Regions from separate parts of the Homo sapiens genome. Here all the other regions are linked to region 2. Evidence: chromatin loops called from intact Hi-C (ENCODE). Cell type or tissue: Calu3. All regions are shown on one strand. Links, peaks and the distances in the headings refer to the core of each region. The heading gives the core; the rest is flanking DNA. Region 1 overlaps FBXO21 (F-box protein 21). Region 2 overlaps TESC (tescalcin). Region 3 overlaps TESC (tescalcin).

Evidence for each region. A loop is a pair of places that touch in the nucleus more often than their neighbours do. Peaks named below come from ENCODE experiments on the same cell type or tissue, not always from the same donor. Only the 100,000 strongest peaks of a DNase experiment are listed, where the experiment ranks them.
Region 1: a loop joins it to region 2, with 2.1 times the contacts of the local background. A loop is called at or near these places in 5 of 110 quality-filtered maps.
Region 3: it touches region 2 in a loop (1.9-fold over the local background); 23 of 110 quality-filtered maps call a loop at or near these places.

Annotation. Positions count from the first base shown.
Region 1 is chr12:117,136,367-117,146,667 of GRCh38, forward strand. FBXO21 (F-box protein 21) reads right to left here. Exons shown (of 12, transcript NM_015002.3): 12 at 5,625-9,911. The coding sequence ends at 9,721. It overlaps TESC-AS1 (TESC antisense RNA 1), which reads left to right. Exons shown (of 3, transcript NR_120464.1): 3 at 5,025-5,123. Among named protein-coding and RNA genes, the nearest start is that of TESC-AS1, 42 kb to the left of the region's middle. RefSeq lists enhancers at 6,426-7,625, 7,026-7,105. In Calu3, for the core only: no CTCF peak of the experiment used is centred there; DNase peaks (open chromatin) are centred at 4,575 and 6,845.
Region 2 is chr12:117,085,108-117,095,752 of GRCh38, forward strand. The region is part of intron 1 of TESC (tescalcin); the gene reads right to left. Among named protein-coding and RNA genes, the nearest start is that of TESC, 9.0 kb to the right of the region's middle. In Calu3, for the core only: no CTCF peak of the experiment used is centred there; DNase peaks (open chromatin) are centred at 1,879 and 5,954.
Region 3 is chr12:117,037,488-117,048,132 of GRCh38, forward strand. It overlaps TESC (tescalcin), which reads right to left. Exons shown (of 8, transcript NM_017899.4): 5 at 9,290-9,351; 6 at 9,072-9,179; 7 at 4,460-4,507; 8 at 1,436-1,723. The coding sequence ends at 1,646. Among named protein-coding and RNA genes, the nearest start is that of TESC, 57 kb to the right of the region's middle. RefSeq lists enhancers at 1,889-2,834, 2,835-3,778 and silencers at 4,697-5,201, 5,437-5,731. In Calu3, for the core only: no CTCF peak of the experiment used is centred there; a DNase peak (open chromatin) is centred at 5,074.

The DNA.
Region 1 (10,301 bases), core at 2,302-10,301, 53 kb after region 2:
GCTTTTAATGTATAAAGCATATATATATATATATATATATATATATATATATATATATATATATATATACACATATATAGTACATAAGCAGTTGTAGTTTATCTTTGGCATTAACATTTCATGGAGCTGTGCACAGTAGCTCAAGCCTGTAATCCCAGCACTTTGGGAGGCCGAGGTGGGCAGATCACTTGAGATCAGGAGTTCGAGACCAGCCTGGCCAACATAGCGAAACCCCGTCTTTACTAAAAGTAGAAAAATTAGGCCAGGCGCAGTGGCTCATGCCTGTAACCTAGCACACTTTGGGAGGCTGAGTTGGGTGGATCACCCGAGGTCAGGAGTTCGAGACCAGCCTGGCCAACATGGCGAAACCCTGTCTCTACTACAAATACAAAAATTAGCCAGGTGTAGTGGTGTGTGCCTGTAATCCTAGCTACTCAGGAAGCTGAGACAGGAGAATCGCTTGAACCCAGGAGGCGGAGGTTGCAATGAGCCAAGATCGTGCCACTGCACTCCAGCCTGGGCAACAGAGCAAGACTCCATCTCAAAAAAAAAAAAAAAAAAAGGAAAAGAAAAATTAGTTAGGCATGGTGGTGCACACCTGTAATCCCAGCTACTCAGGAGTCTGAGGTAAGAGAATCAAATGAACCCAGAAAACGGAGGCTGCAGTGAGCCAAGATTGTGCCATGGCACTCCAGCCTGGGCGACAGAGCAAGAATCCATCTGAAAAAAATAATAAAATTAAATTAAAAATTTAAAAAAATCATTTCATGGAGGGCTCACAGCAGCACTATTCACAATAGTTAAAAAGTGGAAATAGCTCTAATGTCCATCAGTAACTTAATAGATAAACAAAATGTGGGCTGAGGCAGGCAGATTGCTTGGGCCCAGGAGTTCCAGATCAGCCCGGGCAACATAAAGAAACCCCATCTCTACAAAACAAGCAAACAAACAAACAAATAAAAAACCAAAACAAAATTAGCTGGGCATGGTGGTGCACACCAGTGGTCCCAGCTACTCGGGAGGCTGACGTGGGAGATCACCTGAGCCCGGGAGGTGGAAGTTGCAGTGAGGCAGAGGCTGCAGTCATGTGCCACTGCACTCCAGCCTGGGCCACAATTTTTATTTCAAAAAAAAAAAATAAAATAGACCGGGTGTGGTGGCTCACACCTGTAATCCCAGCACTTTGGGAGGCCAAGGCGGGCAGATCACCTGAGCTCAGGAGTTCTAGATCACCCTGGGCAACATAGTGAAACCCAGTCTCTACTAAAAATTCAAAAAATTAGCCAGCGTGGTGGTGCGTGACTGTAGTCCCCGCTACTGGGGAGGCTGAGGCAGAAGAATCGCCTGAGCCCAGGAGGCGGTGGTTGCAGTGAGCCGAGATCGCACCACTGCACTCCAGTCTGGGCGACAGAGCAAGGCTCTGTCTCCAAAATAAATAACTAAATAAATAAAAAGAACAAAAACAAAACAATGTGGTGTATCCATACATATTTAGCCATTAAAAGGAATGAAGTGCCAATACATGCTACAAAGAGGATGAACCTTGAAAGCGTGATGCTGAGTGAAAGAAACCAGGCACAGAAGGCCACCTCGTGTGTGATTCCATGTACATGAAATGCACAGAACAGGCAAATCCAGAGACAGAAAGCAGACTGGTGGGTGCCACGGGCTGGGGGAGGGAAGAATGGGGAGTGACTGCCTAATGGGCATGGGGGTTTTATTTTAGGGTGATGAAAATGTTTTTGGAACTAGAGGTGGAGGCTGACAACATTGTACATGAAGTAAATACCAGTGATATGGTTAATTTCATATTAGATCAATGTCATCTCTGTAAAAAAAAGTCAGAACAATTTCGGGGGGCGGGGGGTGGATTAGGAAAAAAATAGCCTAAAAAGGCTCCTGGAGCAGGTAATACTGGAAAAAAGGTTGAGAAACCTTGGGGTGGAGGACAGCACAGATATTGGGCACAGAGCCCTCTGCACAGTAACAGACACAACTAAGAAAATCGTCCTACAAAAACTGGTAGATTATTAAAGAATTCTAGGATTGAGAGATTATAATAGTTTAGAAATAGGAAAACCATAACTTTCATTCAAAGTATGAATTTCTCCCAAATTCAATAACTTGAATATGAACATTTCTATAAGAATTCTTTCATTTAAAAAGTAGGTGGAGAGCCGGGCGCGGTGGCTCATGCCTGTAATCCCAGCACTTTGGGAGGCCGAGGCAGGCAGATCACTTGGGGTCAGGAGTTCGAGACCAGCCTGGGCAACATGATGAAACAGCATCTCTACTAAAAATACAAAAATTAGTCGGGTGTGGCGCCACACGCCTGTAGCCCCAGCTACTCGGGAGGCTGAGACACAAGAGCCCAGGAGGCGGAGGCTGCAGTGAGCCAAGATTGTGCCACTGCATTCCAGCCTGGGTGGTAGAGTGAGACTCTGTCTCAAAAAAAAAAAAAAAAAAAAAAGTAGGTGGAAATTCTTTTTTTCTCTTTTTCTTTTTTCTCTTTTGAGATAGTCTTGCTCCGTCACCCAGGCTGGAGTGCAGTGGCGCCATCACAGCTCACTGCAGCCTCGACCTCAAACAATCTTCCTGCCTCAGCCTCCTGGGTAGCTGGGACTATAGGCGCAAGCTATCACGCCTGGCTAATTTCTAAATTTTTTGTAGAGATGGGGGTCTTGCTATATTGCTCAGGCTGATCTCAAACTCCTAGCCTCAAGTGATCCTCCCACCTTGGCCTCCCAAAGTGTTGGGATTATACAAGCCACTGTGCCCAGCTGGAAATTCTAACCATGCAAGGATTCTATAATGAGACTACCTAGTTCATTCTCCCAAAATTTCTCCTTTCTGTATTCTATGCAACTTCCTTCCCTGCATTTACTAAATGACGTGTAGCTCTTCCCACTCTCAAAGACTTGAATCATTGTTCTCAGTTTTTTTTTCTTAATTGCACAGCCAAATAGGAAATAGAACTTCCTATGGAAATATTAGCCCACTTTAAACTTAATGATAATAATAATAATAATAAACAAAACCATTGAGAGGGGCACCACTGTATAAAAACCCTAAACTCTATGGTGTTAGCCTAGCAGTCAAGTGGCAAGGAAACACCTCCTGGGGAGGCCGGAAGGCTGGAGAGCTCTGTTTCGGGGTCAGACTTGGTAGAATTGTTGCTTTCGGTTTGCAAGGTGGAACCACTGGCCCTGCGGCCAGTCTAGAGAAAGTAGCCAAAAGAGACAAGGAATACAGTGTGTAGATGGCTCTTTGTTGTTTATCACCAGGGAAGACAAGAAAAACAGGAGTGAAGTAAATATGTGCTGGTTTGAGAACTAAAATGGAAAAGAGACTGAAATCCCAGGTGTCCTGTGTGGAAAAGGCCACTGCTTCTACACACCAACAGGAAAGGAGAATGAAAATCGGCTGCGCCGGTAGCTCACGCCTGTAATCCCGGCATTTTGGGAGGCCGAAGCAGGTGAATCACTTGAGGCCAGGAGTTTGAGACCAGCCTGGCCAACATGGCAAAACCCCGTCTCTACTAAATATACAAAAATTAGCTGGGAGTGGTGGTGCATACCTGTAATCCCAGCCACTCAGGAGGCTGAGGCACAAGAATCACTTGAAGCCAGGAGGCGGAGGTTGTAGTGAACCGAGATCACGTCACTGCACTCCAGCCTGGGCGACAGAGCAAGACTCCGTCTTAAAAAAAAAAAAAAAAAAAAAAAAAAAAAGCCAGGTGCGTGGCTCACACCTGTAATCCTAGCACTTTGGGAGGCTGTGGTGGGTGGATCACAAGGTCATGAGATCGAGACCCATCCTGGCCAATATGCTGAAACCTCATCTCTACTAAAAACACAAAAATTAGCTGGGCGTGGTGGCACACACCTGCATTCCCAGCTATTCGGGAGGCTGAGGCAGGAGAATTGATCAAACCCAGGAGTACAAGGTCGTGCCGCTGCTCTCCAGCCTGGGTGACAGATCGAGACTCCATCTCAAAGAAAATCACCGAACAACAAAGACCCGTTAAATGCCTGTAATCAGCACTTTGGGAAGGCGAGGCAGGTGGATCACCTGAGGTCAGGAGATTGAGACCAGCCTGATGATTGACATGGTGAAACCCCATCTCCACTAAAAATACAAAATTAGCTGAGGGTGGTGGCACGTGCCTGTATCCCAGCTCCTTGGGTGGCTGAGGCAGGAGAATCGCTTGAACCCAGGAGACAGAGGTTGCAGTGGGCTGAGATTGCGCCACTACACTCCAGCCTGGGCAAGAAGAGCGAAATTCTGCCTCAAAAAATAACAATAAAAATTTTTCACTTAAGCAGTGAGCCTCACCTTTGGTTAATATCAGATGAAGGCAGCCACATTAAGCCACGTTAAGTCAGGGGGAAGAGAGAGCCAAGAGGTGATAAAGCTGGCTACGATTGCTGGCACCAATAGGTTAATGGCTTGCTAAGCTTTAGAGGGAATCATTGCCAGAGGAATTGCAAGCTTGTTGTACAAATAAGTAAATAAAAGTCTTGGACAGGCCCCTAAAGCTGCACCCAGCAGGAAGTGGAGTGTGAAAGTTGGCCAGCACCCCGGCAGGATGCACCCGACACCCACTTCTGAGGAGACCAGAGAGGATGAGATTTGAGGAAGAACTTCCCAGAGGGCAGGGAGTTCCTCCCGGAGAGCAGAGTCAGGGCTTATGCAAGAAACGTCACCCCCGGCCATGACAAAGGCAGGGGTCTTACCAAGGTCCCCCGCGAGTGGGATTTCATCCCTGCTAGAGACCAGCAACTTGTTTCATTCTTTCTTTTTCTCAAATGGGAGTTCTTATTGCAGCTGCCGTCCCTGCTTCACCTCTTAATGGGAATTGGGGGTGGGGGATCCCGGAGGCGCCACGCTGGGCTGATGGAGGGAACTTGCACGGCCCAGGGAAACTGGGCTGAGTAGGATGCAGGGACCGCGGAGGGCTCTGGGGGTGAGGCACACACAAGTCTGTGCCCACCAAACCTTTTCTCTTCCTTTCGGGCCCACAGGAAACCATTTGGCACCTCCTCTGGAACGAAGGTGTGGCCGGCCACTTGAGATCTGGCTGTTGAGGCAGAGGTAGTGCATGTGACCCACGCGGTGAGAGGTCTGCTCCCCGCTGCTGCAGCCATCTGCGGTGGAGACCGTGAGTGTACACAGACAGTGCCATCTGAAGGGAACTCCACTGCCTCTATGTGCTACTTAGGCAGGGGCGACTGAGCCGGAGACTGCAGAAATGTGTCCGTCCCCACGGACAGCCTGGCTTAGCTGTCCGTGGCTGTCTCCTGCGGTGGAGGAGCACACTGGAGTGGCCCGTGCAGTGGACCAGAGCTTCCACCCACACTGTGTTCTGTCTCCTTTCCTAGAACACAACTGGACGTTTCCCACCTCCGTGCAAAATGAGTGGACATAAGGGGTGCCACTTCCACACCTGGCTCATGGAAGCTCCCAGATGGTCTCAGCCCTCCATGCTCCCCGCTACTTCAGGCGGGATGGAGATGGACGGCTCAGGTTGCTCTGATGCCTGCCTGCATAAGGGCTGCCCTGCCAGCCCATTCCCCTGCCCAATATTATGGAAGCAAAAACGTTCTATGGTGTTTGAGCCATTGTTGCTTTTCGGGTCTATTTATTACAGAACTAGCAGAGCCCTAATACAGTCATTGCTACGTGGCCATAATACATGTATTCTATAATTGCGCCTAATTTTATTCACCGGAGGGACGTCCTTTACTTTCAAGATTCTAAATTTTTCAGAAATGCAACATTCAAGGTTAAAGTCGCTGCTAGACCAAGGCTAAACCGTGGCGAGGTAGTTGCTTGCGCCGCAGAGTGTGGGTGTGAACAGCTGGAGCTCAGTGGTTCCTGGAGACTCAGGGACCACCTGTATTCCACATCCGGCTTCCCACCCACGCACACGCAGTATGACCTGGGTTTCCCCTTTATACAGTGGAATGCTAAGTGCCTACACCCTAGCCGGGGTCAGCCAACTATGGCCTGTGGGCACCATCCCACCTGCAGCCTGTTTTTGAGCTAAGAATGTTGTTGACACTTTTAAAAACAGAGAACATGTGACAGTCTGTACGTGGCCTGCAAAGCCTAAAATCTTTACTATCTGCGTCTGCTTTATAGGATTGCTGGGAGGATTACAAAGACTTTATTAGGCCAGTGCCCGGCTCAAAGTTAGCATGCCACACAAAATAATACGTACAGTACAGCTATTCACGTCTCCAAAAAGCAATTGTCCCACATCCAAATTTTGCATTTTGTCCAGTTGATGTCTCTCCTTCCCTCCAAAAAAAAAAAAAAAAAAAAAAGACAAAATAAAAACACGAAGAGCTGCATCTTGATCATCATGGACAGATACTTTTCAGTTAAAAAGTTGCTGGTAGTCTGAGTTCACTTACTTGGAGTATGGACTAAGGAGGGGAAAGCAAAGAGATGCGACATCAGCAGCAGAAAGCCTGCGACACGGCAGCTCTGCTCAGTTTTCTCCGTGGGGAAAGATCGGAACACTTACAAATGAGAACGGGACTTTAAGTAGATAGTATGCAATGGAAAACTGAGCCGGCAACAGTACTTAATGCTGGTTTTCTCAATAAAATCATTTTGCTGTGTAAACGCGCTTATAATGGGGATCTGTTATGAGTCTCAGGCAGGCGACATGAAAGCCGGCCTTTCAAAATCTGATTAGGTGGATAATGTTTGCAAACATGACGCCTGGCAAAACCGGTCTGATTCTAAGGTAAACTCATTTTGGACATAACTGATGTCTCACTGAGACAGCTTTTCAAAGCATGTCTGCAAACACCGGACCCCCGGGGACGGTGCGTGCGTGTAGGGGAGGGAAATTCCAGGGTTTCATATATCAAGATGACACACCCGCTGCACACTTCTCTTAGAAAGTCACGACGCACAGTACTGTGCGTCACAGGTATTGAGAAACACCACCATAGAGTCAATTGACTTTGTTTAACCTATAACCTTTTTTCCTCCCACATAGTAGGTAGTAACATCACACGGAAACAGTGCTCTGAAGACATTCTGGACACATCGTATACAGCACAGCCATTCAAATCAACGGCAACAGAACGCACGAAGAACCTGGTTTTCTTTCAAAGCATGAGCAGTTCTCATTTTACAACATGTGTTTTAACATAATTCAGAAAGTGCAATCTTTGCATGACAACCAGATAATTCTCAAAGGTTACTAGTGAGCTGATAAAATTAACGTTTGGCAAGGAGGTCATGGTTTACAGGTAGGCTGTCCGCTCACCAATGCTCAGAAAAATTCAGCAGAACATACTTTTCATATTTAGATCCGAAGAGAGGTGAGAGACATTCTACTCAAGTCATGGCTGGGCTTTCTGTCCTCAAACGAAATTGGGCAGGCCATTTGCGTGGTTTCTCTGGATAAGTTCCATTTATTAATCATTGTACAAAAAAATCTTGGCATTCATTTGAAGAGAAAAGAAGTTGCTATATCCAAATATTTAACATTTTAACATTGTGAAAGTTCAACGTTTATAACAGGGCTTTTTAAAATGGAGAAAAGTTTTGGAAAATTTTTAAAAAGAAACTTATGATTTATTAGAGTACAGGATCCAAAACACGTTTTTAGAAAAATATAAAGTGCCCAAATACCAACTTACACAGGTGATACAGGCTTCCTGGAGCCCCATGAAGCATTCATGAAGAAAGACATTTAAAAACAGTCTAGATACATATGTACAGCTGGGTCAGTAAAGGTAAAACCATCTTTCTTGACTTTGATGTGTCTAAGAAAAAAGGAAATCAATCAAACCAGAAAACCAACAATTGCAACTCTCAGCATGCTCAGGTTCTTATTAATGCATCTCATTCATATTAATTAATTCCGTATTATCAAACTTTCCCCTTTAAATGAAAGTAGTGTACAATCCTCCCAACCTTGGCGGGCCAGGTGCTGTGAGTGGTTACGTTTCCAGATGCAGGTTCAAATCCTTTGACTTTGGATTTGACTGATGAGGAACATGGACAGTGGATTAAATAGCTCATTCAGGCTGGAGGAGCCAGGGGCCAAATCCCCATCTCTTTCTAGTAACTGCTTAAAGCCTTCCCTTGCTATGAAGTGGTCTCAGGTGGCTTTCCAAACCTTGGTCACCCCAGGGTTTCCAAAGGGTAAACAAGCAGCAGGCATTCAACATGGGTGAGAATACTGCATGCAGATGGACAGACAGGTGCAGAGACAGGCCCCTAACGCCCCATTCACTAGAGCAACTGCATTATTTTAAATGTTGAGAGCAAAGTAACTAGGTCCTAACTTCGGAAGTTAGCTTCTATCGATTAATGACAAGATTAGCTCGCTTGAGAACTGGCAGGCCGAGAGTTGGTGGAGCTCCAGAGCTGCACAAAGGCGTGCAGTTACTCTGGGCTCAGTTACTGAGAACTTCGGAAAGGAGCCAGTGCCGTCCGAACACACGGTCAGGCTTTCCCAGAAGACGCCACAACAGGCTTCGTCCTGCTGCCGTCAGGACCCTGGCGGCTTGGAAAAGCAGATTCCAACACGCACATCTCCTTTCACACAAGTCCAACACTCTTCAAATGAAAGACATTCTCTCTCTTTCTAACCTGCCACATTCAAACAGGCCTTGAAGTGACTCTAAGGAATAACAAGAGGTGTGAAACCACTTTTTTTCCCTTCAAAACCTTTTTTTTTTTTTTTAAGGTTCATTAATTTTTTTTTTTCCTGATTACAAAAGCAAAACCTCATTTTTTGGTCTTTGAAGACCATGGAGTATGACTTCTAAGAGCAAACATTAACATCAGATTTGTATGTCTCACTACAAAAAGAACCCATCACTGATGTAAGACCTACTCATGATACTGAAGTAGATTTTTTAAATTAAAAAATAAAAGTAGTCATTTAAAATGGAGGAATTGTAGATGAGTATGGAAAAATCCATTCACAAAGTTCACTATTTGCATTTTCTAAAAGAATTTTATGTAATAAAATAGAAAACTAATGATTTATAGAGATGTGCATAAACTCAAGAGAGGAATATGGAAGGGAAAACTGTGTTATATTCCCATTTAAATTTAAAAAAAAAAGATAAAACACTTGAAATCTGTGTTTCACATATTAGAAAAAAATAAATTCAAATGATTCTAATTACCATTAGCTTGTTAATGTCTCCATCTCTAAGATGCTGCCAAGATAGCACACAACTTTACCTCTGAATATGCAACTAACTTCAGGGTAAAAAGACACACAGTCCTCACTCGGGACCGAACACGTTCCACAGAGAAATCAGAAGGAAATTATTGCAAATGCATAACCCCATCTGTCCAGCCAAGGAAATGTTCTGAGACAAATGCAGACAGACAGGGGAATGGAGTGAATACAAAGAATGATTACAGGAGCGTCGACTGTGAGACCTCATGAAGACAGAATGTCACAAACTGTCACCACAGGACAAGCATACAAGCCATGCCACTGACACAGTGCCTTTCAGATTAATTCACTAGTGTAGGCGGAGAGCAACATTGTCTTTGCAGCTGGGGAAGAGCACACGGTATTTAAACTTAGTAGGAGGCAACCAGCACTACTGGTGGAGTGGCTTTCCTGGTGCAGCAGGTCCCGAGGGCTCCGTGGAGACGTCTTCTTCCGGAGTCCCGTTCTCTTGGAAGATAGCAGCAGCAGCAAAGGTGCAATGTCCTCTCTAGACTTTACTCATCTATGTTCTCTTTCTTTGCACTGTAAATATTCTGCACCGTTTCATAGACAAACTCCAGATCTTCTGGATACCGGATCTCCAGCTCTGCGTTTGGGATGTAGTGAGTGCCAGTAAACTCTGAGAAATAGCGTCCCACGTCAGGGTGTGAGATTTCTTGAGGCTCCACGTTATATTCCAAGTTTTCTGTTGGTAAAGAGGCACACGGGCATTCTCATTACAATGTCCATTGCTGCCACACCTTTCATCCAGAGAACCTCCCATCACCCCTTCCAGGTGGCATTTTTGGGGTGGAGAAGGGAAGACTGAAGATGTTTATGGAGTCAGGAGAGGGTAATGGGAAAAGGGCAGCAAGTGGCAATCAGGAGAAGGTGGGTGGTGGCACGGGTGTCTCAAGAGCTCCCCACGGAACAGCAGGATCTTCCTCATCTCTAAGCAGGATGTCTGGCTCCAGCAAAACTCCAAAGGTCTCTTGGGGACTGGCAAACTAGAGACTCAACAGGTCTCTCTGACTGGACAATGGGACAACATTATCCCTGCCTGCTCTTTTTTTGGCAGTGGCTAAGTTTCTGAAGC
Region 2 (10,645 bases), core at 1,037-9,036:
TGATGCCCAATGGGGTTCTGGGGGTGGGGTGGACAGGGCTGGCAGAAGGCATAGCCTTGGCAGAGGCAGAACACACAGGGCTCAGGGAGCCTCGGGCTCTTCAGTGTGGGTAGAAAACAGGCAGGGAATGAAGCAGCTGGGGTGGTGGGGGCGTGAAGGCCTCATCTATCAGTCCAGGACATTTGGACTTGCCCTGAGTCTACAGAGGACACCAAGCCAGGGAACGAGATCTGAAGTGCCCGGCAATAGACAGCGTGGGTGTGGATGAGACTGAGAGACAGCAGGTGCAGCCGCCCAGGGTGAGGGTCGGGAAGGCAGAAGGTGGAAGGGCTCAGGGCAAGGCCCCACTGGAAGAAGCAAGCACAGCTGAGAGCCTTCTCCCGTGCCCCAGGGACTCCCCAAGCCACCCTGCCTCCCACTGGCCCCACCAGCTGTGCCAGCCTGGATGCCAGCCCCAGGACACCAAGGGGCATCACTGGGGGGCTCAGTGACTTCCAAGACCCCAGCTCTCTCCTGCTTGCCACCTCTTGAAAGATTGGCCAGGACTCAACCCAAACACTGGGGAAATCCCGGAATACAGAGGTGAGCCAGGCTGGATGGAAAGGTGAGCTCCTGACAGTGCTGCCGGGGGAGGCTGCTGTGAGTCTCTGCTATGCATCCCACTCAGCTGTCACCCTGAACTCATGAGGCTGCTTCCTCCTCCGTGATACAGAGGTGACAACGGGATGTCCTCCCTTGTGAGGTTGTTCATGTCATGAAAAACCACCACAAGCTATTCACAATCACAACCACCAACATGGCAACTACTCAATGTCCAACAACTGGTGAGTGCAAAAACAAAATGGGTATATCCAGGTGATGAGATGTTATAAAGCAATACAAAAGGAGGCAGCCCTGTCATACTCCAAGAAGGGATAACACTAGATATACAAGGCCAGCCTACTGCAGGATGCTATTTACATGAAATGCCCCAGACAGGCAGATCCACACAGGCAGAACACAGATTAGTGGTCGCCAGGGGCTGGGAGAGGAGGAAATGGGGAGTGACTGCTAATGGGTATGAGGTTTTTTGGAGGGCGATGAAAATGCTCTAGAAATAGATACGGTGATGTTTTCAAATCATTGTGAATGTACTTAATGCCAATGAATTATACACTTTAATTTTTTTTTTTTTAATAGGGATGGGGTTTCACCATGTTGGCCAGGCTGGTCTCAAACTGCTGACCTCAAGTGATCTGCCCACCTCGGCCTCCCAAAGTGCTGGGATTACAAGCATGAGCCACTGCTCCTGGCCTGAACTGTATACTTTAAAATGGTTACAATGTTAACTTTTTTTTGAGACAGGGTCTCTCGCTCTGTCACCCAGGTGGATGGAGTGCAGTGGCACGATCACAGCTCACAGCAGCCTCAAACTCCTGGACTCAAGTGATCCTCCCTGCCTCAGCCTCCCGAGTAGCTGGGACTACAGGTGCACACCACAGCACCCAGCTAATTTTTTTAATTTTTCTTTTGTAGAGACAGGGTCTTGCTATGTTGCCCAGGCTGGTCTCGAACTCCTGGCCTCAAGTGATCCTTCCACCTCAGCCTCCCAAAGTGCTGAGATTACAGGTGTGAGCCACAGCGCCCAACCTAAAATGGTAAATTTTATATTACATGAATTTTGCATCAATTTTTAAAGAGATCATGCACACCCTTAGCACAGGATCTGGTAGGAGACGTAGGAGATGCAGGAGACGCTGGGGTTGCTGGGACTGTTATTATTGTTCCCTAAGTAATCCTGTGATACCATCATGGCTGTTCAGCTGGATTCAAGCTCACCAGGGACGCAGCAACTTGCATGCCTCCTGCGGCTACAGCCAAAACAATGACTAACCCTGGGCCTTGGGAGGGAGGCAGGGAGGGACAGCCTCCTTAGCCTTGCAGGGGCCACTCCACAGGGGACTACCCTCTCATGCCTGGCACACGCAGGGCACTTCATGATGCTGGATGCTGGCTCCTCTCCTTCACCTGCCTTTTCCTTGGATGCCATGTGCTGAACTCGTATACACCATAGATCACTCTTAGCTGCTGGGATGTTAAAATTAACCAAAGATGCATTTGGGTGCACTTGGCCTTGAGAAGGAAGCTCTCAAACCCAATTCTGTCCTTCAGAGCAGCAGCAGCAGCAGCTTGAAGATTAATTGCTGGCATTTATGCAGCACCTTAATACCCTTTTTCATGCCAACTTCAACCCACTTTGTAAGTGTGAAAGCCAAGGAATTCCTGGTAAGAGCTGCCACAGGCCCACGTCAGCAGTGTTTATTTCAACCTCGGATACCAAGGGTCCTGTTAGGATCTCTGCGGGTTTTTTCCTACCCTGAATGAATCCTCCAATTCTCAGGACTGAAGGGGAAGCTGGGACAGAGTGAATTGACTTTAGAATCTACTCTTCTCTCATGAGCAATAAGGCAACTGAGAAAGCTGTCAGAGTGGGTGCTCGTGACTTTAAAAATCACAGTCTGTTTCGCTCATCTATGTTCCCTTCCTACAGCTATGCTCTGTTCTTTACCATGCGCCTTATAGCAGTAATAATAACCACCATGTGCTTTAGCTGGGCGTGCTGGTGCACGTCTGTCATCCCAGCTACTTGGGAGGCTGAGGCAGGAGAATCGCTTGAACCTGGGAGGTGGAGGTTGCAGTGAGCCAAGATCGCACCACTGCACTCCAGCTTGGGTGACAGAGCGAGACTCTGTCTCAATAAATAAATAATAATATAATAACCACCATGTGTTAACATTTACCCAGAGGCTAGGACTCAGCCAAATGCCTGGAATTATCTTAGTTAGTCCTCGCTTTTAGGGTGCCTCCCTTTAGGGCCATGCCTCCCTTTTAGGGTGGTAATCACACCCATTTTATAGATAAAGAAACTGAGTCTCAGAGAGGCTAAGTCACTCCCTGAAGGTCACACAGCTAGGAGCAGCAGAACTGGGATTTAGACCGAGGTCCATGACTTTAGATTCTATTTGCATAGCCATTGGCTAGGCTGTATGCCCAAACTGAGGAGGGATGGAACAATAAATACATATCATTTATGTAATTAGAGAAAAATTTCTCCATTTTAATAAAAAGACTAAAGATGATGAAGGGGGAAAAAAGCAACAGTGAATCAGGAAAGATTTTGAGAGTGGGCGAGTGGGTGTCTTTCAGAGCATCTAAGAAACAGGTTTTCACAGCCTTCCAGAACTATCTTCAGTTCCAGATTTATCCTGAGGCCAAATCAAGCATAAACAGGCTTATCTAAAGTACAAGGTTGGCCGGGCACAGTGGCTCATGCCTGTAATCCCAGCGCTTTGGGAGACTGAGGCGGGTGCATCACTGGAGGCCAGGAGTTTGAGACCAGCCTGGCCAACATGGCAAAACCCCGTCTCTACTAAAAATACAAAAATTAGCTGGGCGTGGCGGCGCATGCCTGTAATCCCAGCTACTCAGGAGGCTGAGGCACAAGAATCACTTGAACCTGGGAGGCGGAGGTGGCAGTGAGCCGAGATTGTGCCACTGCACCCCAGCCTGGGCGACAGAGTGAGACTCTGTCTCAAAAAAAAAAAAAAAATGTACAAGGCTTACTTCAGTAGGACACTTAGATCAGGAATTTCAGGTCCTGCTACTTGGATATAATACAGATTCTACCTTCCATTACAAACACTGGATAAAACAAGAAACAAATGTAATGTCCAGCTAAATGGAAGGAAAGGGCAATACCCAAGTGCCAGGGGCAAGGAAGAGACCAGGAACCAGCAGGGTTAGTGACAGATGCTGCTGAGGTGGCCCAGGTGTTAGAATGGTTTCAGGCTCCAACAGCTAAGGGTGGGGACTTCAAGTCCACTGAGTGACAGAAGAGGCCTTGGGTCTGCATGAACTGGAGCTGAGACCCCTCTAAAAAGCTGAAATACAAAAGGCTGCCTCTGCACATCAGGTGGGTCAGAAAAAACGTTCCCCACTGGCCCAGAGAATAATAAGACAGCCATCTCTGCTAGGGAGACGGCAGGGGAAAGAGCAGGCTTCTGCAATGAATCCAAACTCCAAGACTGAGCCACACACTGGTGAAAAATCCAAGTCTCTGTGGGGCAGGAGACCCAAACCAAGGAGTTAATGTGAAAAGTGTTTTCAGACTGGTGAAAAGCTTGAGACACCTAGCACAAGAAATGCAAATGCACTGTGTAAGGCTCTTCTAAAACCCAGGGCACACAGGAATCCTGTGGGGTGGTAGGGGGAAGGGCCAAGGGGAGTTGGGAAAAAGCCCAAAGATGAGCTTATAATCAAAAAACCAAACCATACAAGCAAATGAACCACCATAAGGGAGAACAGCAGACACAATTAACAAAAGGAATAGCACTCCAAGAAGGCAAAACAGAAGAGACTATATAGTAGGCTTTAAATTATTACAAACAATGGAAGAACCATACCCTATGAAAAAGAGGTGAATTTGAAAACTATATAGCACTTATAAACTTTTTTTATAAGTCATTGCAATTTTTTGAAATTTAATAGGTTAAGGCAGCAAGGTTGTAATAGCTGAAGAGAGAATTAGTGAACTGGAAGATGGATCTAAGGAAATGACCCAGCTGAAATAAAAAGAAAATATGAAAGAAAGATTAAGAGGCATGCAGACAGAATGAGATGAACCAACATTTGTCTAATAGGAATTACTAATGAAGAAGATAAAGAGAAAGGGGAGAGATAATATTTTCATAATGGAAGATATGATCTTTCTTTAGAATCAAACAACATAAACCATTCCCAGGATAAATAAAAATAAATCCACACCCAGACATAGCATGTACAAAACACCAATGACAAAAATTTTAAAACAGGGAAAAGGGAAAATAGGTTTCTACAAAGAAATGTCGATTAGACTAACAGCTGATTTCTCAACAGCAACAAGACCAAAAACGAATCGCTGAAAAAAAAAAAATCCAGCAACCTTATATTTTACACACAGCCAAATGTTCATTCATGCATGCCTGCAAAATAACAATATTTCCAAAGTTTACAACTCACAGAGCCTCACTGAAAAATCTACAGAAACATGCATTAAATAAGAAAACTATATCCATAAGGAAGAGTGGTTGCAAGAATTAATAGTGTCTGCATAGAATAATAATGAATATGTAGGTTCTTAAGTACTATGGAGTGATACAAATTAAAGTACATTAAGGTCCCCAATTATGAGCACAAGGGCAGAGATGGTGATTAAGTTTAGGCATGTCCAAGATAGCAGACATATAAAAAATGAAATGAATTACTAAAAAAAGTTATAGCATGCCTTTTAAAAGGAGATACATAGCCAGCTCCTGAAGTGTTCCCAGTTGAAATGATTAGTAACTGCCAGTAACTCTCAAGCACTGAGGATGGGTCAAGAGCTTTGCCCAAATTCTAACTTAATCCTCGCAACATTCAGTGAAACAGGTTCTATTTTTGCTGTCATTTTACAGATGAAGAAACTGAGGCTCAGGGAGGCAAAGTGCTTTGCCTAGACAGTAAGAGGCAATACCATGATATAAACCCACATCTATCTGCTGGAAAAGGACAGGTGGTGAGAAGCCACCTGTGTGCCATAGTGGGACTCTGGCTGAGGTCCTTGGGGGGATGCAGGCAAGGGCAAGAACCCCCTTAGAACTACCAGGTGGGTGAGGCCTGCAAAGTGCTGGGTATTTGCTCAGGGTTCTCTGATCATTGGGATTCTGGCACAGGTGCTCAGGAGGAGCTTAGGGAACCCTCTTCCAACCTCAGCACCTGGGGCAAGCTGGCCTCTGCAGCCCACCTTTGGCCTCTACAGCCCCCCTTTGAGGACTGCTGTCTCCGGCCTGGCCACCTGCCCTCCTCCTGGAGGCACCTGGGCCCTGAGACCTCCACTAACCTGCCAGGGAGCAGTGCCAAGAACGGAAGGCTTGCTCCTGACAGAGTGCCGGTCTGCAAAGGTCACACTGCTGGGACGACAAAGAGCCTTTTTGTCCTAGTGCTCCGTGGCCACCACCACCAGCGGAAATCACCCACTCGACCTTCTGGTTTTATAAATTAATAATTAAGCTGGAGCAGGCAACAGGAAGGCTGGCAGGACCAGGGGTGCCCAGGCCCTCACCCTGTACAGTCACACCAGCATGGACAAAAGAACAAAAGAGGCCCTGAGTTTTCTTCCCAGAACTGTGAGCCCTTCTGAGCTGAAAACACCTCATTCCCTCAGCTCGAGATAACAGATCCTAAAGTGCTTTGCAAAGGGAAGAGCATCTTATCAACACCCAGGTTATTCTGTTTGTCTTACTGGGCCGTATGGCATGTCTGAGAGTTGATTAAATTTCCACGATACATTCTGGAGACCATTAACTCACAAAAAAATATCCTGCCAGGATGGCAGTAGGGGAGGCAAGAAAGAAAGATGCAGCGGGGATCTAATTACCACCAATCTGCGGAGCGAGGACGTCTTGGAGAGGACTGCCAGTGGCTTGCACAGAGAAAACACAAATTCTTTTGAAACAGACCTGAGCCACCCAGTGAGACCCTAGGAAACAGAGGGGGCGGCACCCTCCTGCCTCTTCCTCCCAGCCGTGGTCCCCACTCCCCTCCCACTGCCCACTACTGAGCTTGTTCTCCCTGGGGGCAACCCACCTAGATTCCAGAACTTTCCACATCACCCAGAACCAATCCTATCTGCCTCAAGGTTCAGTTCTCCCCTTGCCGACTTGGTAAACAATGTGTGGAACTCTACTGACGAGGTTGTGGGGTAACAGCATGGCCTCCCCCAGATCACACAGATGTGCCGACTCTCAGAGTCTCAGTCCAGAGCATGTGGGGTTCTCGGCATGCGGGAGAGGCGGTTTCTCCCGGCACTGCACTTGGCAAATCCCACTAGAAGGCCTGGTTTTGAGTCTGGATTCCCTACCCAGCAACTAAGTGATCTTGGGCAGTCATTTCCTCTGTCCAAACCTCAGTTTGCCCATCTATAAACTGGCAGCAATAGTCCCACCCTCAAAGGGCTTTTCGGCAGATCAGATGATTGACAAGTGCTCAAGAAAGAGCAGCTGTCACCTCATTCACAGCTGGCTGCGTTTTTTAAGGAGCGGAACTGGTGGCTCAAAGAAGGACACAGCCTGGATGAGACATCTGAGCGAAGTGGCACAGGACGGCTCCAGCACCGAGCTCAGTGCACATGGAACGCCATCCTCCAGGGTCCCGCTCTGTGGCTGCGACAGATGGTGAGATGATGGGGCCCAGGTGAACAGAATGAAAAATACCAGCATGGGCTAGAGCAGGCAGGTGCCTTTGGTTGATCCCCAGCCCTGTGGGAAGCTTCCACAGCGGGCATTCTCCTGCAAGTTTCCCCTGTGAGCCCCCAGAGAGGAGGGCAGGGGAGGCCTGGAAGCCCCCATCCAGTCAAGGCAGAAAGGGTTCCAGAGGCTGGGGGGGTCCCATGATCTGGACCACTTTGTGGATGACTCCAGGCCAGGGTCTCCCCCCGCCCCAGAGCTCAGCATACAGGACTGGTCCTTCCCCCTGGTTTCACGGACACATTCATTCCTCCTCTGCTGAGGAGCCACTGTCTGAGGAGGGAGCCTGAGGTGGGAGGATCACTTGAGCCTTGGAGTTAGAGGCTGCAGTGAACTGTGATTGCACCACTATGCTCCAGCCTGGGCAACAGAGCAGGGCCATCTCAAAAACAAATTAATTTTAAACAATCAATAAAAGTAATTGTTTGAATCATTTTCTTACTGAGGCATGATTTCCATACAATGGAAAACACTTCACTGTTCAGAGACCCTAACAAGGGCAGAGGGCCCTCCCCAGAGGCACTCAGACAATTCCACATCCTATTTCATGGGGTTCATGGACTCCCTGAAGATGCCAGGGGAAAAGCCACAACCTAGCCCAGAGGAAGAGAAAAGGCACGGGGGACTGGCTGGTTGGCTGTTCAGCTTACCAAGCTTTGGCGGACGACAGAACAGTGTGGAGCTGGCTGGTCCACCCTGGCCCATCAGACCCTTCCTCCCGCTATGCTACAGTTGTTGGGGTGCTCCCCTGTCCCCCTGGAACCCCTGAGCTTCTGGAGGGCAGGGACCGCATCTGGTCCACCCTGGTAGCAGAATATGGCAATTGGTGAATGAGCCGAGGCCACCGTCTGAGGCCACTTAAAGACTTTAGAACCAAGAAGTATTACCCAGGGGCGAGAACGCAGTGGAGAAACCAGCGCCACCCCCACCAGCCACGCTTGGCTACGCCAGTCCTCCCTGCCATCTCTAGCTCCTTCTCCAAATGAGATTAGACCAGGAATGGAATCCGACTCTCTTTTTTTCTTTGGAGACAGTCTCGCACTGTCACCCAAGCTGGAGTGCAGTGGCACCAACTCCTGGGCTCAGGCGAACCCCCTGCCTTGGCCTCCCAAAGTGCTGGGATTACAAGCATGAGCCACCGCACCAGCCTGCGACTCTACTTCTCATTATGATGCCTGTGGCCTTGGGCAGGCACCTCCTCTCTTGAGCCTCAATGTCTGCATCTGTAAAATGGGAAACCAACCGTGTTCCTGGGAGGATTCCATCAGCTACTGCGGATACGCTGCCTGGCTCAGCTGAACGTGTGGCAGATGCCACGCGCCCGAGAAACATTAGCTCTTACCATCATGAGGTCTGAACTCTAGGTCTGGAGATTTTTTTTTTTTTTTTCCTTTTCCTTCTGGCAGCTTCTTGGCATCAACATAGACATGCCTGAAGAGCTGTTTTGGAGCCTGAAGGAAAAAACAGACCCTCCACCTTTCCCAGAATCCTCTGTCTTATTATTTCCTTTCCAACTCCAGGAGCAGACACGGATGGGGGGGACAGGAAGTGGGGCCAGCTCAAGGTGGTGAAGGACAACTGACTCAGGTGAATAATTCCCAAGAAGCCCTTCTCTCCGTCAGGTCCCACTTTGTACCTCGGTCCACACACCAGACACCACTTGGCTGCTGTCACCACGGGTGCGTGGGGAAGGTGAGCTCAATCACACCCCCGGGACGCCTTCGCTCGGGCTTTTCATATGAATCTTAACAATCTAGATGTGAGCCTTCTTGGCTCAGAAAAGATTCCTGGGAATACTCGTTTCCGGTTTAAATCAATCAATGAGACTCTAACAGGCAGGGAGAAGGAAGGTGGGCACGCAGACCTGATGATGCCCTGTGTGGCAAGCTGCTGCTCAGGCATATTTTTGGTGGGGCTGGGGAGATGCTGGGAGGGTTGGCAGCCGAGGACAGCTGGTGAGGGTGGCACTGGGTTTTCCAGTGGCTGCCTGTTCCTGAACAATACACCTTGAGTTTTAAAGTCCCCAGGGACTGTGCCCCTTTAACGTGAGCCTCTTATGCTCTCACTGAACCACCAAGTGCATACAAAGGTGAACAAGACACGTTCTTTCTGCTCTAGGGAGCTCCAAGTTTCGAAGGGGTGGCAGGTGACAGAGTTGACAAGTATAACATGGTGTGATGCCTGCTATTGCGGGCTCCAGGAGCGCTGAGGATGGGTGTTTAACCCTTAAAGGTCGGATGGAGAGATGGCTTTCTGGATGGGAGCAGCAGGTAAGCCAACCCCTGAACAATAATGAGCATTCGTTTCATAAAGAGACAGGGTTAACGCTGTGCGCGGTGGCTCACACCTGTAATCCCAGCACTTTGGGAGGCAGAGGCAGGCGGATCACTTAAGGTCAGGAGTTTCAGACCAGCCTGGCCGACATGGTGAAACCCTGTCTCTACTAAAAATACAAAAATTAGCCGAGCATGGTGGCGGGCACCTGTAATCCCAGCTACTCACGAGGCTGAGGCAGGAGAATTGCTTGAACCCAGGAGGCAGAGGTTTCAGTGAGCTGAGATCGCGCCACTGCACTCCAGCTTGGGCAACAAGAGTGAAAATTCATCTCAAAAAAAAAAAAAAAGAGAGAGAGACAAGGTTAAGAGGAAAGGTTTGAGTTTGTTTTTTCTTGTTTTTGTTTTTTGTGAGATGGAGTTCACTCTGTCGCCCAGGCTGGAGTACAGTGGCATGCTCTCAGCTCACCGCAACCTCCGCCACCCAGGTTCAAGCGATTCTCCGACCTCAGCCTCCCGAGTAGCTGGGATTACAGGCGTCTGCCACCGCGCACAGCTAATTTTTGTAGTTTTAGTAGAGACAGGGTTTCACTATCTTGGCCAGGCTGGTCTTGAACTCCTGACCTCATGATCTACCTGCCTTGGCCTCCCAAAGTGCTGGGATTATAGGCGTGAGCCACCACGCCCGGCCTAGACCTTACCCTGGGTGGAGACAGAGAAAGGCTCCCGTACGTAAACACCTGATTGTACACATCAAATGAAAACAGTGCTCCAGGCAGAGGAACAGCTTTTGTGCAAAGGCCTGAAGGTGAGAAAAAATACGGGAGTCTTTTCCTATCCCTTCTTGGTTCCTAGAAATTCAAGTGGCAGCTACACACAGTGAAAGCATGCTGGCAGTAAGAAAGCAGTCTTGGGGCCAGGCATGGTGGCTCATGCCTGTAACTCCAGCGCTTTCAAGAGGCTGAAGTGGGAGGATCACTTTGAGGCCAGGAATTTGAGACTAGTCTGATCAACATGGCAAGACCCCTGTCTCTACAGAAAAATTTAAAATTAGCTGGTGTGGTGGCGCAC
Region 3 (10,645 bases), core at 1,838-9,837, 47 kb before region 2:
AGGAGCTAACACATCTGCCTTTGAGAAGGGAAGACGGGGGAGGCTGGGGGATGGGGGTCGCGGGCAGATTCCACGGCCTGCCTTTTCGAAGCTTTTAAATTCTGAACTGCAAGGCGTGGGCTTGTAGTAAAGGTAAAGCACGCTTCAAATTAAAACTATGAATGAAAACACCAAGAAGGCAAATAATACCTATTGCCAGTTATCAAGAGAACTCTCTTGGAATACTAGAACGACGCCACCCAGGGAGGGTCAATAAAGGAACTAGGCGTTTCGTGGACTTCAGCACCAGAAAGAGGCCTGGAAAGCAAATGCTAGCCCACCTTGCACAGCGATGGGAACGCATCACCCAGGGAGATAGGGAAGTTGCACTCAGCGGGCCGTTGCAACGCCCATAGGACACAGCTCTCCAAGTCCCACAGGTGCCAGCCCTCTGCTGACTCCAGGCCACCACGACCAACAACCTTTGTTTCCCTGCCCCCAGCTCTAGCCAGTCCCCAAATTGAAAGGTGATAACTGAAGTTGTCAGGGATCCTTACCTACCCAGCTTCCACTGCCGCTGCTTGCTGGAAGGCTGTAGGGCCCTGGGCCCTGCAACTGGCCCAGGACTGCCAGAAAGAGCCAGGGGCACAGCCATGGCTGGCAGACCACACTGCCCCTCCCCCAATCACCGTGAGGAGCTGGGGGTCCCGGGTCAGCCAGCCAGGCCCTGACTCCCCGCGCCCACTGACCAACGGAGCGGGTTCAGGTGCGTCCCCACAGCAGGGACAGGCTCGGGTGCATCCCCGCAGCAGGCACAGGCTCGGGGCTGCAGATGTTTTCTCCATCAGTCTACAGATGTGGCTGTGACAGTGAGGAGGCCCCACTGCCTGAGTCCTGGCCACCTCAGAAGCCCACACAGGGCAGGAGCTGCTTCTCCTTATTTTACTCCCTAGGATGGAGAACACGGATGGGTTCCCAGGATTTACATAGGAAGAACAGCAGATACTTTACCCAAAATAAACAAGAAAGAACAGTTCTTCTGCCAAACCAACCTTTTAATACTATTTAGGCTAGGTGTGGTGGCTCACTCCTGTAATCCTAGCACTTTGGGAGACTGAGGCAGGAGGATCGCTTGAGCCCAGTCGTAAGAGACCAGCCTGGGCAACATATTAAGACCCTGTCATTACAAAAAATGTAAAAACTAGCCGGGTGTGGTGGTGTGTGCCTGTAGCCCCAGCTCCTTGGAAGCCTGAGGCAGGAAGACTGCTTGAGCCCAGGAGGTCAAAGCTTCAGTGAGCCGTGATCCCGCCTGCACTCCAGCCTAGGTGACAGGGGGAGGCCCTGTCTCCAAAATAAAAATAAAATAATTTCATCATTGCTTGTTCCTCATAGTCAGTCTCATGCTGCCAAGTGACCAGGCCACTTTAATGGACGTGAGGAACTGACAGAGGCCACATTAATTAACAAACCTTTTTTTTTTTTTTATTGGAGATAAAAACAGCGAAGTCCCACATACCATACCCTACAAGACACAAGGTGCGCAGACGAGCCTTGGCTATGTACCGGCGCTGCAGGAAGAGGCTGTCCGCCGGGCCTGGGCTGCTCCAGCTACGCGGGGAGGCGGCCCCATTGCAAAGTGCAGTTTCTCCGCGGAGGTGGCGGTGGGTCAGTGGCAGAGGGCCATGGTTTCCATGTTAAGGAAGCGGACGTGCATCTTGGTCTCAATGTCGATCCCCTGCCAGATCTGGAAGGGACGGAGCAGCGTTAAGGGCACGTTCCCGCCGCCACCTCACACCTGACCAGGCCCCCCGGTCCTCGGCCCTTCCCACCTACCGTCTCCTGCCACCAACTGTGATGTTCCAGGCAGGTGAAAACCAGAGGGCTGTGTTTCAAGACTATGAGCTAAGCGAGGACGAAAAACTTCCATCTGTCTTTTTTGCTGGTTAATTTGGCTCTGACATTTGGATTCTTTCTGAGATTGTCACAGCAAGTTATTATTAAGTACTGAATCCAAGCTCTTAGCTCCAAGGCATTTGAATCTCACCCACCACTTCAGGTTCTGTGATTTTCATGCAAATTACATAACCCCATTAAGTCCCCTTCCCCAACCTGTGCCGCCCACTTCACAGAACGTTGGGGGCTCTAATGGACCCGTCCTCATCATGGACGCGTTTTGTAAACTGTTAGGGGCTGTGCGGTCACAAGGCTTCGCTAGGCCATCGTCATCAATTTAAGGATCTCCACAGTGTGGTCTTTACAACCTCCCTGGGATAAGGGATCACGTGCATTCTAGAAAGACAAACTCAAGCCCAAAAAGGTCATTTCTACCCAAAGATCACATGGTGGCCCCATTCCTGGTGCTGGTACTGCTGTTACAGTCCAGCCTGGCCAGAACCTTGGAGTGGGCCTTCGTGCTACAAGGCCATGTATGTACCCCAGTGCTCCCAAGGCTATGCCCGCCAGCGCCTTAGCAAGTCAGGGCCCACGGGGGCCACAGATGGTAGGATGGGGGGGTGCCAACAGGAACGGAGGGACGTGGTGGGCGGGTGACTTCTCACTGCTTCCCGCTTATGTAAGAATCAAACTCTCAAGCTGTCACTCTCAGCATCTCCGGGGACAGCCACGAGGCTGGTAACGGGGGAAAGTCAGAGCCCCGTGGGCACCCAGGCGACAGGGAGGCCTTGGGACATTTCCGGCCGCAGCCCCCAGGTACTTCCTGCTTTCCTGAGCCTGTTCTGGGTGTCATGGGGTGTGCAAAGACAGCTCTGGTCCCAGTCGAGCGGCCCCATCCTTGCTGGATGCACGAGGCATTCCCAGGGTAACACGCATGGACACTCACGGTGGTTTCTGCTAAGTGCCAGGTGGCAACATGGTCGCTGAGGGCATTGGAAGGAATCAGGGAATGGGAAGGGCCAGCTGGTCCCAAAAGATCCCTCAGGGGTACAGGGACAGGCTTGGGGAGCACTAGGGGCCTGGCAGAGGCCAGCCTTTAGGGGAAGGAAGTTGGTTTCGGAGGCAAAGAAATTCATTCTACTCAGCCTGAAGCAGCGATACTTCCTCCCCAACCCTCCCTCCCTCCTCCACCTTCTAGCTCTTCATTCTGTTGTCTTGCTCTGGCGGGCGTCACCTTCTCTGGTGACCGGGTCCCCAGCATAGGCCAGAGTGAGTCTGAAGCACAAGTGCAAATTCTGCCTTTTCCCAGTCTGCCCGCCCTGCCAGCCCCGGGGTGGGCCATCTGCACGGCAGTCCACGGGGCCTGCCGACCTCCGCAGTCTCCTTTCAGCCTTTCATCACAGCCAGGCCCTGCTGCCTGCCTCTCCTCTCTCCTGCCGGTTCTAACCGTTGGCTGCCAGGCTTGGCCTCGGCTCCATGGGGCTGTGACCCTGAGGGCCCAGTCCCCCAGTCCTGCTCTAGGCTCCTTGGCCAGAAGCCGTGATCCTTCCTTCCCTAATCCTCTCTCCTCTCTTGGTCTCTTGCTCCCCTGACTTCCTTGTCTTCCTCAAGTACCCCAAAAGCACTTGGGAACACTGTTGTGATGCCCAGGGCCGAACTGCGGGGAGGGGGATGGGGGGAGGGGGATGGGGACAGGGGTCCTCTCCCTGCCACAGGGCATCTGATTATCAAAACGGCCAGGAGCAGGTCTTGATTTGCAAGGCCAGCACTGGCCTAACCACCATCCACTAGCAGAGGCTGGAGGAGCCATCAGGGAGGAGGGCAGAGTGGGCGGCCGCTTTACGAAAGTGTCATTTTAGGACACAGCGAGGAAGGCCCGGGCGCAACGTGTGCAGTCAGCTCCAAACTGAGCTTCCGAGAAACACTATTTCTAAAGACACAGAAAGTTCCCAGAATCCCTGTTCCAACTACAACAGGGCCTTTTTTTTTTTGAGATGGGGTCTCACTCTATCACCCAGGATGGAGTACAGTGGCGCAATCTCAGCTTACTGCAACCTCTACCTCCTGGATTCAAGCGATCCTCCCGCCTCTGCCTCCCGAGTAGCTGGGATTACAGGCGCCTGCCACCACGCTTGGCTAAGTTTTGTATTTTTAGTAGAGATGGGGTTTCACCATGTTGGTCAAGCTGGTCTCGAACTCCTGACGTCAGGTGATCTGCCCGCCTCAGCCTCCCAACGTGCTGGGATTACAGGCATGAGCCACCGCGCCCAGCCTACAACGGGGGTTACTTCTGAGAAGCGGCAGTGGGACCGCAGGTGGGAGAGAATTTGGTTTACACTATATACCCTTTTGTACTGCTTACATTGTTTTGACTACGTGTGAATATTACCTTTTCCATAAAAATAAGAAAAACCAGTTTAAATTGCTTTAAAGGCCATGCCCAGGTTGACCCCTTCCTACTGAGATGTTGGTCACCCAGGAAGCCTGTCCCTTGCTACTGCAGGTAAAGAGCCATGTCCCCTCCTGACCAGTGGGCCACACGAGGTCTTCAAGGGTCCCCCGAGGCTCCCACGCCCAGGCCACCCACCTTCAGGAAGTCCTCGAAGGTGATCCCCTCGTACACCTGATCAGGCTCCTGGGGACGGAAGCACAGGGTGGACAGTGAGTGGCGCAGGTCCCCACACAGCTTCCGCAGGGGGACGGTCCACTGGCCTCCCCTCCCCACCAATACCCAAATGTAAGTTGTTGAGGCTGTTTGGGAGGAATCACAAGAAGAGGAGAACGTTCTGGATCGTCTGCCTCCAGCATGGAGCCGGTCACCCTGAACCTCCAATATCCTCATTCATGGGCTTGAGGGTGGGATGGGAGCCGAGCGTCGCTCACCAGGGCCCTGGCAACGTGTGGCTCAGAGCAGCCTCCCTCCCCTCCCCCAGCCCCCCAGGGAGAATCCGAGGTGTGGGTGACATGAGGGCATGGGGCTCTCCTTCCCCACTCAGCCCACCTCACCACCAGCCCCCCAGCAGCTGGACCACCAAGATGCCTCCTGTACCCGCCTAGGTCTGGCCTCCTCATGCCTGCGCTGTGCTGATAAGAAGATTCCAGGCTAATCTAAGCTCACAGACCTCAGGGGAGAGGTCAGGGAAACACAGGGCCAGCCTGTGAGGCCCACGCCTCATGCCTCGTGAGTCACCGTGATAACTCAGGGCCACTGGGGAGGGCAGGGCCAGAGGGTGGCCACAAGGAGCCTCTCCCTGCTGAGTGGGTTTGGCGATGCCAGTCTCCATCGCCTCTGCGTCCTCCCTGCTCTGGGGATGACACCAGGTGCTCCTGCCCCTTTCACCGATACTCCAGGATCCCACCGACAAGCCTCCAAAAACCTCACCCTGCAGCTCGCTTTGTGACAGCGAAAACCCGCTGACATCCCAGGTGCCCGTCAATAGAAGGCGAGGGACATAAATCTCGGTCATCCACGCTATTGATTCCCACGCAACCATTAACCATTTATGCCTAGTGTTCCATTACTGGAACGCTAAGCTGTGGGAGTTACTTATATCCTACTGGTCAAGGTCATCGCCAAGGTCTGATTGCAAAAATTGAAAAAGCTGCAACCTCAGGCAAAAATGGGTTAAGAAGGGGTTGATCTGTATGTCTCACTCTGGAAAAGGCTCTGAGATGTGTACCCAGCAGATAAAGAACAAAAAACAAAACCCAACAAGCAGAAAGATGTCTGCAGGTCTGTGCACGCAAACCTTTCCTCAGACTGATAACCAGACCCCCACCATCTGCCCTGTGGGTGTGTGGGGTCATACGGAGAAAATGGGAAGCCACATCGGTTCGATTATGTTTTGCATACATCAAAAATAAAAGACATGCATGTATACATTGGTATATGTAGGAAAAAAACCACCGAGAGGGAGTCCCTTTAGGGAAGAGGACCTGGGCTGGTGGGGGAGCAGGAGAGGCTCAAAGCTCTCTCTGTGACTGTCTGAAATTCTGTACAACGTGTGTTTAAGAACACAGGAGGCACACTCTAAGCATGTTATGCACCAGGCATGTATGTCCCAAGTGCCTTCCAAGTGGTATTGTTTTGTTTTCATTTGTTTTGTTTTGTTTTTGAGACAGAGTCTCGCTCTGTTGCCCAGGCTGGAGGAGTGCAGTGGCGCGATCTTGGCTCACTGTGACCTCTGCCTCCCAGGTTCAAGTGATTCTCTTGCCTCAGACTCCCAAGTAGCTGGGATTATTACAGGCATGTACCACCATGCGTGGCTAATTTTTTAAATTTTTTAGCAGAGACAGGGGTTTCACCATGTTAGCCAGGCTGGTCTCGAACTCCTGACCTCAAGCAATCCAACCGCCTGGGGCTCCCAAAGTGCTGGGATTACAGGTGTGACCAAATGCTATTGTTAGCATTTAATGATAGATGCCAATCTCACAACCGGCCCTGAGTTGGGTTCTAGTCTCTCTCCTGTATTACAGATGAGGGACACAGAGGGAGCTGCCTGTCCAGCTGGGAGCATCTAGCTGCCTCCAAGTCCTTGAGGGCTGTTTCTACTGGCAGGACTTTGCAGGCTCTTTAGTTTCCTCTTTATACTTAAAAAAATTTTGGCCAGGCACAGTGGTTCACATCTGTCATCCCAGCACTTTGGGAGGCCAAGGCAGGAGGACTGTTGGAGGCCAGGAGTTCGAGACCAGACTGGTCAACATAATGACATCTCTTTTTAGCAAAACATCTCTTTTTTAAAAAACTTTTAAAAATTAGCTGGGTGTGGTGGTGTACACCTGTAGTCCCAGCTGCTCCAGAGGCTGAGGTAGGAGGATGGCTTGAGCGCAGGAGATGGAAGCCGTAGTGAGCTATGATCACACCACTGTACCACTGCACTCCAGTTGGGGCGACAGAACGAGACCCTGTCTCTTAAAAAATAAATAATAAATTAAAAAAAAAATGAAACCCAGCAGTTCTCGGCTAGCCTGGGCCAGCCCTGTCCCTAATGGCTCCTTCCTCCCTGTCTTCCCACTCACGGGCACAGTGGCTGCCCTCCCTGCCGGGCCTCCCTAGGTTCCCAGGCTGGCCAAGGGGAGCTAATTATAGAAAAGGCCCCCATGGCCAGAGTCTGGGGCTGGAAAGGGGGTGATCGGTGCAAGGAAGGAGGGCGGGGAGTTGGGGGAAGCAGCCCCGGCTGAATGCCCAGTGAAGCAGTCCCCCCATCAAGCATCCATGGGTGTGACCTCCTGAGAAAGCACTCTCAAAAGATCCACAGGCCGGCGCGACGGCTCATGCCTGGAATCCCAGCACTTTGGGAGACCAAGGTGGGTGGATCACTTGAGGTCAGGAGTTCGAGACCAGCTGGCCAGCATGGTGAAACCCCGTCTCTGCTAAAAATACAAAAATTAGCCGGGCGTAGTGGCACACGCCTGTAATTCCAGCTACTCGGGAGGCTGAGGCAGGAGAATCACTTGAACTCAGGAGGTGGAGGTTGCAGTGAGCCGAGATGGTGCTACTGCACTCCAGCCTGGGCGGCAGAGTAAGACTTGGTCTCGGGAAAAAAAGAAAAAAAAGAGAGAGAGACAGATCCGCCTCAGTCAATAACTGCCTTTGGAAGTCCATTAAAGTGGGGACCAGGGATTGTTTGTCTTTGGCGGATGGCACGGTCAGAACGGGAAGTGTCCTCAGAGGCTGGGAGGGATTGAACCGACGCAGCTGCCCCTTGCCCCCAGCTCAGGCCGCATGCACAGCTCGGTCTGGGTTTATCTGGCCGAGGTTTACACCAGAAGGTATTTTAGGAGCACCCGGAGGACCCATGAGTGAAGAAAGAGGTGGAGATGAGCCCTCTGCCTTGCAGCCGTCTTCCTGGTTCCAGGGCTACCCCCACCTCATGGGGGCCCGTAGGCAGCGGGTACGCCCCGGAGCCCGGCCTCCGCCCCGAGATGCCTCTGCTTCCCAGGCTGCGGGGGTTTTATGCAGATCAGCAGCTGGCAGCTGCCAGCAATTTCACTACAGCAAATTAAGAAAACTGTCGCCAATTGAAACTGGAGTGGGACAGGGAGTAATTTGAACAAGGAGAGTGTAATTAAATCAAATGGGAATTTGGCCCGACAACCCGGCGGGGGATCCCTGCTCTCCCCACCGAGGTCACAAGCCCTCTCCCGTGGTGGTTAGTCTGCTGAGTGCGGAGGTTTCACCCAAGCCAGAAGCTTCCCCCTGGGCTCCAGAGGCAAACAGATAAAATACACGTCAGGAAACCAACCGACCACAGCCCCTGCCCCTGGGGGCAGGCCCAGGCCGGTGGCCTCATGTCCCTCAAGGACAGGCTTGGGGCACAGAGAGCAGGATCCAGCATGAACGCCCCTCCACTCCAGGCTGGGCAAACACAAAGCCGTCAGGGTGTCTAGAGACGCAGCCACTTTAGACACACAGGGGCAAAGGGCTGACTGCATCAGTGGGGCCATCCAAACCCCTCAGGGAACACACGACACCCAGGTGGTCACCTGCCTGCCTGAGTGGTCCCCAGAGGCTTAGAGCCTTAGGGCTGGGGGCTGGTGGGGCTGCACCTGTCCTTACAAGAGAAAATCCACCCTGCACAGGAAAGATCATAAGGTCTAGAGGATTCTCTATGCTCTCTGAGTCTCAGTTTTCCCACCAGTCAAAATGAGGCAAGATGTAATAAATGATGAACATGGAAAGGCCACTTCCCTCTCTTCTGTGTCATTTACACACCAGCCCCCACCTCGGCTCCTCCACCGGACTCCATGCCATCGGCTCTTGTCAGCCCCCAATAGGGCTCCCTGCTGACCCCTGCCTTCGAGGCCAGAAGTTGCCTCTGAGTCATTTGTTAAGAAATAAACCAATTAAGGCCAGCCTGTGCCATGTGCTACCTAGGCCTGGCCCCAGGGTCAAGTGCTGCTGTGAGCACTGACTGAGGCCGGGGTGGGGGATCAGGGGGCTATGCAGGTGGGGGCTCCTGGACCCCAAAGCCTGAGATCTCGAACTCTGCTTCCCTGCCTTATGCAGCTCTCTGGGGACTTGGACCTTCAGTCTCCTGGGGGACAGGAAGGGCTGGGAGAGGTTCCTGAGCCCCACAGGCCACAGGTAGAGCAGGTGGCAGAATACACCTGGCCCCTGCCCCATGAGGCCTTCCAGAAACGCAGACCATAAGCGGGAAAGGCACTGCGCGTCTCGGGAGGGCTGCAGGGGCGCTCACCATCTGCCCCATGCACACGCTGGCCGCCTCCATCATGGCCCCGTCGGCGATGGAGCGAGCGGACTCCTTCTCGATGTGAGGGTTTCCCGACAGCAGCTCCTCGACCACCTGCCAGGTGGGGCGGAAACAAACGGTGACCTTGGGCCTCCATCAGGGTCGTGGGGGGCAGAGGGGGAAGGCACCAGGAGCCCCGGGCGGGCCAGAGGAGCATACTTTACATTTCGATATTCTTCCAGAGTGATGCGGCCGTCGCTGTCCGAGTCGTACATGTGGAACAGAACTAGGGTGGCAGGGGAGAGAGGGGACTCCGTCAGGCGGGGCCTGGCCCCTGCCACCCCCTGAAATGTACACTAAACTAAGCAAAAGACACCAATAACCAAACCTCAATGCCAAAGCCAGAGGGGTCAGGGCATGAGCTGTGGGACCAGACTGACTACTTCCTACTGGGTGACCTTGGGCCCGTGACCTAACTTCTCTGAGCCTCAGTTTCCTCATCTGTGAAATGGGAATAACAACAGTGTCTACCTCGTGGCCTTAGGAGGGCTGGGAGCTAGCGCTGTGGCGTTAGGGCCTGGCAACTGCCCCGTGAGCATGAATATCACGACAGTAAGCGTTACCCGTTAACACAAGTCAAACGGTGTCGAGTTCAAAATATTGTTCCCACAGCCCTGGAGGGCACCATCATCTCACCCATAGCAGGTCACGGTCCACAGTGCTTCTGATCTGGGCCCGACTGATCTAACATGGGCAGCCCCAGGCCTGGCATCAGGGAGGCGATGGCCGGGAGGGGGCCTCTCCATGTTGTTCCCAGCACGGCCTTGGGAGCTGGAGCTCTCCCAAGTCTTCTGTGTTGGCATTTTTTTTTTTAATGTATTTATTTTTTCAAGATTTAGTCTCGCTCTGTCACCCAGGCTGTAGTGTAGTGGCACGATCTGGGCTCTCTGCAACCTCTGCCTCCTGGGTTCGAGAGATTCTCCTGCTTCAGCCTCCTGAGTAGCTGGGATTACAGGTGCACGCCGCCATGCCCAAGTAATTTTTGTGTTTTTAGTAGAGACAGGGTTTCACCAGTTGGCCAGGCTGGTCTCAAACTCCCAACCTCAAATGATCCACCCACCTCAGCCTCCCAAAGTGCTGGGATTACAGGTGTGAGCCACCGTGCTCAGCCGGCATTTATTTTTTATTATTGTTATTATTTTTTTCAGAGATGGGGTCTCACTCTGTCGCACAGGCTGAATGTAGTGGTGCAACTGTAGCTCATTGCAGCCTCCATATCCTGGGCTCAAACTACCCTCCCACCCCAGTCTCCCGAGTACCAGGGACCACAGGCACGCAGCACCACTATGCCGTGCTCATTTTTTTATTTTGTAGAGGCAAGTGTCTTTCTCTGCTGCCCAGGCTGAGCCCTGAACTCGTGGCTTCAAGTTATCCTCCCCACTCAGCCTCCTAAAGTGCTGGGATTACAGGAGTGCACCACTGAGCCCAGCTGGCATTTACTGAACACTGACCAGATGCCCAGGTGTGCAAAGCGCTTCACAAACCTCTGTCTCCCTCTCACCCAACCCCAAGAGGCCAGG